2 separate regions of the Homo sapiens genome follow, and region 2 is linked to region 1. Evidence: chromatin loops called from intact Hi-C (ENCODE). Cell type or tissue: heart right ventricle. All regions are shown on one strand. Links, peaks and the distances in the headings refer to the core of each region. The heading gives the core; the rest is flanking DNA.

The links. A loop is a pair of places that touch in the nucleus more often than their neighbours do. Peaks named below come from ENCODE experiments on the same cell type or tissue, not always from the same donor. Only the 100,000 strongest peaks of a DNase experiment are listed, where the experiment ranks them.
Region 2: it touches region 1 in a loop (2.6-fold over the local background); 5 of 110 quality-filtered maps call a loop at or near these places.

Annotation. Positions count from the first base shown.
Region 1 is chr15:31,838,037-31,843,415 of GRCh38, reverse strand. The region is part of intron 1 of OTUD7A (OTU deubiquitinase 7A); the gene reads left to right. Among named protein-coding and RNA genes, the nearest start is that of OTUD7A, 30 kb to the left of the region's middle. In heart right ventricle, for the core only: no CTCF peak of the experiment used is centred there; a DNase peak (open chromatin) is centred at 2,115; H3K27ac peaks cover 1,259 bases.
Region 2 is chr15:31,782,498-31,787,876 of GRCh38, reverse strand. All of the region lies in intron 1 of OTUD7A (OTU deubiquitinase 7A), which reads left to right. Among named protein-coding and RNA genes, the nearest start is that of OTUD7A, 85 kb to the left of the region's middle. In heart right ventricle, for the core only: no CTCF peak of the experiment used is centred there; no DNase peak of the experiment used is centred there.

The DNA.
Region 1 (5,379 bases), core at 122-5,121:
AAATAAGGATCACTGCCAGAACATGTTTTCAAGAAGACTGACTGTGTTAAGGCTTAATGGTTGGGGTTTTTTTTTTTTTTTTTTGGAGAAAAAATATTTTAAAAATTGTCTTGAGTTATAATGCTATGATCAGAAAAAAAAAATGTCTTGTCACTGGGAAGACTAAACCTTCTAAGAGAAATTCCCCCAGAAGTTGGGGAGGTAACTGTTCCCAGCGTCCAGGCCACCTTCCTAGGGAATTTTGCCCCTTGGACCTCAGGAAAGCAATCCAGTGGGATAGACTTCCCGACTCCTCACATATGCTGTGAGGACAGAGCACAAGGGCAGCCAGGCCTGGCTGTCCTCCTTCTCATTTCTATTGTGGGATGGGGACTAGGGTCTGCATAGCAGTGGTGTGAGCCTGGATGTGTGCAGGAAGGGAGCAGTGCTTCTAGGAGGCTTGTGCACAGCAGTTTCTCGTCCATTCCCTCAGCCCTTGGCTTCCTGGAACCGAGAGCATTAATTAGGATGCATGTCACACTGGCATTTGGGGTTTTTGGAGCAGGTAGCAAATATAAGCCCATCTTTTGGAATTCTGGGCCCAACAGTGGATTTGGGATTTTCTTCTGTTCTACTATGGCTTAAGTCATGAGAGACATGCTTTAAATAGGGAGGCAGCGATGTGATTTACAGGCACTTTCCCAGCCCTAAGTAGGTCAGGGTTTTGTCACAGTTTTGAGGAGATCACAGGTGAGTCACAGTAAATTTGGAGAGTCACGAATCTTGTCAGAATTCAGAGTGCGTTTGTGATATTGTTAAATAGCATACCTTAATTACTGGCCTGTGCAGTGTCCTCTCTGTCCCCCACCAGCCCCCATTCCCTGGAGTAGATAGTACAGTCTCCATTGAAACCAGCCATCAGAGGGATTCAGCTTCACTTCCGGCTGTGAAAATCTGATCTCTTGCTGGCTTAACTGGTGGGAAAAAACAAGTTCTGGGAGCAGGGCATGAGAGGCACTCCCTCTTGCTAGCCTCTCTTTCCCTTAGTCCTTGGCTGCACCACTTTTTATGGCAGTAGAATCTCATGCACAAAGGCCACGTCAGAAGTTTGCAGCTTAATAAATGCAGCCAAGTAACTGAGCACACCTCATAATCCACACCTAGATCAGGACACAGAACACACCCACACTGCAGGAGCCCCTCATACCCCCCTGGGGTCACCACTGCTCTCACTTCTAACACCATAGATTTGCCTGTTTTGTGCTTTATGTATGTGGGACCATGCAGGATGCATGTTTTCCATTTTGCTCCTTTCACTCAATATTATGTGTGTGAGATTCATACAGGGCCTTGTGTGTAGTTGTAGCTCATTAATTCTCAGTGCAGTGCAAATATACAGCATTCACTGTTGATGGGCATGCAGGTGGTCGCCAGTTTGGGCTATTATGAACAGTATGGCTTTGGACATTCTAGAGCATGGGTGGAGATGGGAAGAGAGACATTCTAAAGCATATTCTGCCAAACATCTGGATGCATTTCTGTTGGGTGGACCTAGGAGTGGAATTGCTGGGTGGCAGGTATGCAGGTCTTCAGCATAGGACATATTCCATCTCTCCAAAAATACTCTTTCCAGCAGGTAGAAGCTAGAATAAGGTTTCCAGGTAGAGTACATGAAGTTTTCTGATTGCCCTGGAGTATATTTTGGATTAATTTTGGGTCAAGCAGGAATACAGTGGCATTTTAGTAAGCAGTTACTCTTAGAAATCTGAGAGAGGAGTACTGGTCTTGACAGAGGCAGATTCTGTATTTAAATGAAGACGTTTTAGTTCAGTGTTTGTTCGTGCAACTCCATTAACTTTTTCTTGCTATGCTCAGCCAGTGTCATCCACCAGCGGAGCACATGCTGTCCCTGATACACTGACTCGGTGGGTAGTAAGGGAAGTGACTATGTAGAGGGGCAGAGGCAGCGTAGAGCCACCACATTGTCACTGACCACTTGTTGCATGTGTCCTCGAGGCTTCCTTGTGTCCTGCATCGTCAGGGCTGTGTTTCAGAGCGTGCCTTGGACGCTGAGGACATCCACCATTCAGCAGCCTCATTTCCGAGGCAGTTCATGGTTTGACCCAGGCTCTGTCTTCTGTCAGAATCACCTCTCACTCTCTCTGAGGCCAACAGTATCTTCTGGTCCTGGGTTGAAGTCCAAGTTGAGTGCCTTGCCAAGGGACTCTGTGACGAAGAAAAAGGGGCTGGAGCTTAGCCTGAGTCTTCTGACCACACACCCCAGGCAATTCTGCCACACCACAGCCCCCACCTCTGTGTACCAAGCAGATGTATTGGAGGTGGTGCTTTATTTTATAGTGATGATTAATAGGTCCACCTAGACCACAGGCTCTTCTGTTGCTTGGCAGAGGTTCAACTTTCTGTTCTCCACATTGCACAGGTGACGGCATTCCTCAGCAGCAGGGTGTTGTGGTCTGTCAGAAGCCCTCCCAGCGTGGTACTGTGACAAGCCTGTGACTTTGGGTATTCCTTTGCCATGGCACATAGTAGATTGTATCCTCAGTAGTAGATGGATAGTGATAGATAGTAGATTCTATTCCTTTTCCGTGGTAGATAGCAAATTCTATAAAGTTATTTTAGGAAACTCTCGTAATGGGATGTACTAGATTGAGTAATGTGAAATCTAAATCCTCAAGAGAAATATTTGGGCATTATTGTCCATTTTAATATTTCCTGTTCTTGTGTGGTATTTTCTGAAACCTGAGCATTTACCTTAAAAGCATGTTTTCCACCACTACCAGTGTCTATTAAAGGGGGAAAAAAAGACCGAAAAACAGTCCAGTTAACTTCATGCTATATGTAACATTAAAGGACGCTTGATAACCTCTAGAGTGTAATGTTACCTTTCATCATTCTAATAGAATAGACTACTATCATTTAGAGAGTGAGCTTTAAGCTTCAATTTTATTTTTTATTTTTATTTTTATTTTTTAATTTTTGAGACGAAGTCTTGCTGTATTGCCCAGGCTGGAGTGCAGTGGTGCGATCTCAGCTCAGTGCAACCTCCACCTCCCGGGTTCAAATGATTCTCGTGCCTCAGCCTCCTGAGTAGCTGAGATTACAGGCGTGCGCCACCATACCCAGCTAATTTATTTATTTATTTATTTATTTGTATTTTTAGTACAGATGGGGTTTCACCATGTTGCCCAGGCTGGTCTTGAACTCCTGACCTCAGGTGATCCACTCACCTTGGCCTCCCAAGGTGCTGAGATTACAGGTGTGAGCCACCATGCCTGGCCTAAGCTTCAATTTTATAATAGTCTATACAATTATTTCAGAAACTGCTGCCTGTGTCTTGAAATTTTAATGGGGATTGCTAGTCATTGTAGGTCATTTTTATTTTAAAAAGAGATTTTATTTTGTGTAGTTAGAGTCTGGTCAAGTTAAAGAGCTAGCAAGACAAAATAACATAAACAAAAAAAAGTTTTTTTAAAGTAAATAATACAACTTCCAAAATATCATTTATATTTTGTATCTATTAAGTGAGTGCCCACAGTATCTCCCAGGGAAGTTATTACAAGATGTTTAATGTTGTTTTAAGAATCCCAGCCTTGATATAAGAGTTTATATCCCAACTTAGTCCCAAGAGGCTTTGCACATGGTGACCGATGCCCTTATTTATACCTGACCATGGTGCAGTGACACCCTTCTTAGAGCTTGTCTGAATCCCCTCACACACACAAGTTAGTTTCTCAACCCACTTTTTGGTTCAATGGAGCCGGGATGTCCCTGGAATATGGAGCCATAGAAGTTTATAGAAGAGGAGAGCAGGGCTCTCACACGTGCTTCTGTGCAGGTGCTGAGTGGATGCCAGGACAGGCTGCAGCAAGGGGTGTGTCTTTGGCAGGATATGCCTGGCTCTACTGTTTTACCACCTCAAATTAGGTTACATTTCCTTTAGAGTTTAAAATAAGATTGTTGTGAGCCCTCATCCTGTTGGTCACAGCCAGTCCACTCTTTTATTTGGTCCAAGGGCCCTCAAGGTGCTTACCTGGCCCCATGGATACCATCCTGCTGACGAGCAAACAGAAGAAGAAATGGGAATGTGAGCATGTGTCCTGTTCCCCAAAGTAGTCACTGCCTTGTGGCTTTGTCACTGAATAGTGGTGACATCCAGTATTGAGGCCAGCGCCTGCCCACTGTGGGAAGCAATCCAGTTGCTGGAGCCTGGGGCCACTGCTGGCCAGGACGAGGGTGCCCCTTTCCCCAGCATGGTGTTTCGAACGGTGCTCCAAGCCAGAGGAACCTGGCCCTGAGGCCAGGGCTCACCTGGCCAGCCACTCTGCTGGTTCTCCCACCAGCTGTCCCTATGGAGTGCCATGGAGCAGGGGCTGGGAGAGCAGCACACCAGTGTCATGAACTCCCCACCCCAACCCAGCTATCTGTCTGGGTCCTCCAGTCCATCGGATCTGTTATGGTATTTGTGGATCTCAAAGGAAAAGGGCTCAGTCATGACCCAACATGCATTTGGCAAAGGTCTCTCTGACTGTTGAGTGGATTATAAAGGAGGTGGGGTTCAAGATCAGTTAGGAGTAGTGGAGGACCCTCAAAATGAGTTAGGACTAGTAGGGGGCCTTCAAAATGAGTTAGTAGTAGGGGGCCCTCAAAATCAGGAGTAGTGGGGGCCCCTCAAGATCACTTAGGAGTAATGGGGGTCCCTCAGGATCACTTAGGAGTAATGGGGGTCCCTCAAGATCACTTAGGAGTAGTGGGGGGGGGTCTTTGAGATCAGTTAGGAATAGTGTAGCATCTTCAAAATCAGTGAGCAGTGGTGGGTGTCCTCAAGATTATTAGTGGGGGTAGCCTGAGATCAGTTGGGAGTGGTGGTTCTGCAGGCTTCCTGGAGAGAGATGTGGCAGCTTAGACCAGTGGGTGCAGATGGGAAGAGAGGCCTGGCTTGGAGACCTGGTCTTTGTGGGTTTGGGTGGATTGAATGTGGAGAGGTAGAGGGTGATGTGGAGGATAGGGCCATGGTCTCTGGCTTGGTCCCTGGATGATGGCAGTGCTAGTGGTTGAGGTAGAGATGACTAACCTTTAGCCTCTGCTAAATAAATTTTTGTAGACCAAAAGTTGTTATTGTTTGTTTTTAAATGTTGCTGAAGTCCAATTTATTACTTTTAACGTACTTTTAAAAAAAGTGACTAGCGTCACATCTAAGACCTTTTCATGTAGTGCTAGGTACAAAACATATTCTCCTACAATTTCTTCTAAACTTTTGTAGTTTTGCATTTTATGTAAAGCTGTGATCCATTTTTGATTATTTTTTATAAGACATGATATTTAGATCAAAGTTCACTTTTTTGCTTATGGATGTGCAATTGCTCCAGCACTGTTTTTGGA
Region 2 (5,379 bases), core at 324-5,323, 56 kb after region 1:
ATTCCTAGGGTCTTATGCCAGTGTGAGCTCCCTCCCTGATTTCTCTAAAAGACTGAACTGTTGCCTAAAGAACTTCCTGTGTTCTATTCATTGAAAGGAGTTTGCACTGCTATGAATTCTATGATACATATGATATTGCCTGCCATTTCCAATGCCTCCTGTATTGTTTTTATTCAAAGGGTTTCTCACCATTATGAATTCTATCATGTACTTTGAGGCTTAAGTCAAAAGAACTTTCCACACTTATCACATTCAAAGTCTTTCTCAGTAGCCTAAGTACTTTGATGTTGAGAAAGTTGTTGATGTGCACTGAAGGCCTTCCCACACTAGTCATGTTCATAGGGTACCTCTCCACTATGAACTCTCTGATGTATTTTAAGGCTGCCACCTAGGCTTAGCATTCCTTGAGGTCACTGAATTTCCCTCCATCTTTAACTCTTTGATGGAGAGTAGGAGATGTATATTTTTATAAGTGAACATTTTTCGTAGCTGATTAGCTCCTATCTTGGTTCCAAATTTGGAAAATTTATAATTCGTATTAGAAAACCAAATGCTTTCTTGCTGTTTCATTTAAGAATTAAATTCCAAGGTAACCAATTAGCCCTACTTGGTGAGGCAACCAATAACTGTACAGTCTTCATGCTTCTTATAACCATCAAGTGCCCTTTTCCTTGCTCCAATAAGGCCATCACATCTGGTTCAGAAAAACAGTGTCTAGCATTGAGATCAAATTGCCAGTTCTCCATCATCACATCCTGGTACAACATTTCTGGAGCAGGTTCAAACAGCCTCGTCTGTGGCCACATCTCTGGCCATGTATGCCATGTTGTTTGATGAGAAAAAGCTGACTAGTCCCCTTTCAGTGTCTCCACTAAGAAAGCCCAAAACATACCTAGAGCTAAACATTGACTTTTATATGTAAAGCAACATTTTCCCCTCCTCCTTAGGGTCTTTGTTTTGTAGAACGACAGGCCTCACACACATTTCATAATGAGATGGAATGAAGGGGGGCGGTTACAGTCTGTCTGTGATATCACTGCGGGGTCCTGGGTCAGAACTCTGGGATGCTTCGACTCTGAGCCACATAGCTGCCTTCTCAGAGCTCCTGAGGGGGAGACCTGCTTACACCTCCCTTTCCCAGATCAAGGCAACTATACCTGCTTGCTGGAAGCCTCCATTCTAGGACTCACTACCTGGCTTCCTTCTTAGGGACACCTCTCTGCAGGCATCTCACGTAACAATGAAGTGAAAGGGTGGAGGGGCAGCAGGGCATGAGGGCCACAGAACCCAGTGACACATCCCACAGCACCACACGCCCACAAAGCCACACACCCCTCACCTGTCACCAAGCCTCACCCACAGCTTCCACATCCACACCCTGTCCAGGCACACACCCTGTCTCACACACAGACGTGCCACACACACAAAAGGAGGTTCCAGTAATGAGACACTCTGTCCACATTCCTGGCCTCTTTGCCTTAAGTGCATAGGCAAATTTGGCAATAAGACTTGTCGGAGGATAGAGAATTTGTTCTACTGGATAATAACATTTATTATAAATAATAATAGTAGCTAATATTTAGTGCTTATCATATGCCCAGCTGTATTAGTTTGTTTTCTGTTGCCTAGGATACATGAAAGTAGGTAGTTTATAAAGAAAGGAATTTATTTTTTACAGTTATGGAGGCTGAGAAGTCCAAGGTTGAAGAGCTGCATCTGGTGAGGCCCTTCTTGCTGGTGGGGACTCTGCAGAGTCCCCAGGTGGCGCACGGCATCATATGGCGAGAGGGCTGAGCGTGCTGGCTCAGGTCTCTCTTCCTCTTCTTATAAAGCTATGATTTCCCCTCCCATGATAACCCATTAATCCATGAATGGATTTGAATGGATTAATCCATTCCTGAGGGCTCTGCCTCTTAAAGACCCCACTTTTTAATACTGCCACATTGAGAATTAGGTTTCAACATGAGTTTTGGAGAGGACATTCAAACCATAGCACCATACCTGCTTTGTGTGTTTACATGTACTATTTAATTCTCTGGCCAAGGAAGGTGCTGCTCTCCTCACTTTGTGGATGAGGAAACTGAGGCAAAGTATGTTTATCTCACTTGTCCAAAGCCACACAGCTAATCTATGGCTTAAATAGGGCAGGCTCTCACTGCTTTGCAAACAGACCCAAGTCACATGCCTGCTGCACTGGTTGGGGTACAGCAGGAATGTTACAGTCTGGAGTGGTTGCTTGGGGGCCAGAGTCAGAATCATGGAAGGCATCAAGTTTTGGGGGGCACTGCCATCTTCACCAGTAGCTTCCAAGTTGGTCAGGATAATAGGTGTTGCCCTTGTACTACAGTAATGAGAGAAGGTTGTGGAAGGTGTGGGGAGCTCCAGAGGCCAGGTCTGGAAATGGGACACACCTTTTTGCTGTTCCTCTTTCATTTAAAAAAGAAAGAAAAGCTAGTATAATCTTGGAGTGAGAGAAGCAGTTTCTAAACAGAAAAATATGAGACATGTTTCAAATAAAAATATCTACAGATTAGAATTTATTTTTAAAAATTCAAATGTACCGAAAGCTTACCCAAAATTCTGAAAGGACCAGCTGAGAAAATGTATCAATGCATACTTACAGGGTTTACATGCGTCAGTGTGTAGTTACAGGGTTTAGATGCATGAAAGTGTACTTGCATGGTCTGGTTCCATCAAAGTGTACTTGCATGGTCTAGATCCATCAAAGTGTACTTGCAGGATTTAGATCCATCAAAGTGTACTTAGGGTTTAGATGCATCAGTGTGTACTTGCAGGGTCTAGATGCATCAGTATGTACTTGCAGGATTTACATGCATCAGTGCCATACTTGCAGGGTATAGATCATGTGTTCGTGTTATCTGTATGCCCGCGTTTAAGAGATAAGCACAGGTGGGCAGTGCCGCTCCCTTCTGAACTGACCCTACTTTAACTCCAGCCTCCCCATTCTGCCTCCACACCTTCCCCTACTCTTTCTCAATAAAACACTCAGGAGAATCATCTACCTTCACTGTGCCATTCCTCACCTTCTATTCATTCTTTTTGAAAAAGTAATAAATTTTAATTGTGAAACATTTCAAGCACTCAGACAATACAAAGCCCGCTGCTTTTGGAATGCCCTCCTTCTCTTTGGGTTTAACTTCCTTCTTCCTGAAGCAAATGCTTTAGGATGCTGGTTCTCAAAATTTTTGATGTCAGGTTCCCTTACATTCTTAAAAATTATCGTGGTGCCTAAAGAGCTTTTCTTTGTGGGGTATGTCTGTTAATATTTACTGCATGGGAAATTAATACTGAGAATTTATAAAATACCTATCAATTTTAAAATTACAATTATAAACCTGTTACATGTAAACATAGATAAGCTTTTATGAAAAATTTTTCAAAAACAAAAAATATCACGAAAAGGATGGCATTGTTTTATGTTTTAGTAAATTTCGACTGGCTTAATAGAAGACAGCTGGATTTTCATATCTGCTCCACAATCCATGTATTGGGGTGTGTTGTTTTAGTTGTAGTGTGAGAAGCAAGTCTAACCTCATACTGCTATGTAGTTGGAAAGGGGAGGAGTATTTCAGTTGACTTTTCAGGTAATTGTGGATATCTTTGACACTACATCTGAATTCAACAACAAGTAGTTTCTTAAAATTAGTTGCCACATGGAATCTGAAGCCACATTGGTAAACTTTTCATACTCCATTATATTACAGTTCTTTGCCCTGTCTTGCACTTATCTACATATGATCTGTAACATGATACACTGATCGCTTGGAAAATAGTGGTCCATTGAGTTAGGTGGCTCTTCTAAGCATTGTCACATTTCATTACACACTCTCAGAAAATCACATTCATTAATATCACCACTAGTCTCATCAGAAAAGTCTCTGAGTATTGGGAGCAGTCAGATTCACAGTAGTAGATACAAGAAGTTTCATGGGGAAGCTCAGATTTTATCATCGATAATAAAATACTATTGGGATTCTCTTTAAAGTGACAGGCTCACTACATTCATTTTCAAGAGGATGCTTGCCAGACACCAGTGTCTGAAAAATGATCGTTTTCAGTTATTCTTTCAAACCCTGCAAGTATGCTTTGATGAATAGAAGGTGAGGAAAATGATGTTCCATGGAAATACAGCTAGTTCAGGGTGCAACTCAGGCAGTCATACAGGTGCTCTGCCTCAGGACCTCCATCGCTCTTTGGCATACAGCAGAGATACTTAGAATATCAGGAACACTTACACACAAGGGTTGCTAGTTAATACAATTAATACTTTTCACTGCTTCATCAAAGATATTCTTAAACTGTTTTCGGTTTCTGTTTGGGTTTTGTTCTTTGGCTTTTGTAAGTTTGAGTGTTTGATGGTGAAGAATATGAAGACTACTGGCACAGTGGTTGCTATTGCCTTAATTTGTGCGGCTTCTTCCATTGCTTCGATACCATGAATGTCAACACAGCGAAAAGCAAATCTCTCCTTAGAATGATCATTGAATGATCATGAAAATAGTCTTGACCTTTTGGAACCTCTGCTTTGGGATTCCTGCATGACATTAAAAGGTAAGCCCCTAGACGGGGGAGAGATTGTCCCCTCCACACTCCTTCAGCAGCAAGTATTGGTGTTAAGCTCTGATTTTCCATTTCTTCTGGTTTCTAACAGCTGAGAAATTCTTTCCTTTGTTGCCAGTCTTCTTTAAGCATTCTTTTCCCTTGATCTCCAGAATGCCACTGCTTTTTGGTTTCTTCCCGGCTCAGTGGCTGTTCCCTTCCCTTCTCCTTGCTGGTTTATGGTATTTCCTTTTCTATCTGACCTTTAAATGCAGGACTTCACAAAGGCCCAGCCCTGAGTTGTGTTCTTTTAACTCAGCTCTTGTTGGGTGGTCTCAAGTTCCACGGCTTTAAATACCAGTTTTGTGCAGGTTCCCCAAGCTACACCTCCAGCTCAGAACTTTCTGCTGAACTCCAGTTCAGTTTACTAGTTGCCCAGTTGATGTCTCCATGGTTTCCACAGGGACCTCTGATCCTGCTGTCAGCCAAGCTCTTGCTCCAGGCCTCCTCTTTTTAGAAGTGGCATCTTTAATACTGAGATAATCAGAAAATTTGAAGTCATGTTTGACACCTTACTCTCTCTCTGTACCCCCAAGCCAATCAGTCATGAAGTCACGAGAAGTTATTCACCAAATTACTTTCTTTCCATCATCATTACTGATCTGCTGCTTCCTCTCCTGGGTCCCAGCGCCTCTGGCCAGTACTGCTGCCGCCACCCTTCACCAGGCCTGCAGGGTCACCCACATCATCTCCCGTGCCCCTGGGTGTGGCTGTCCCTGCTCACTACCCCTCAGGGCCTCCCACTGTGGTTCCTGTGAA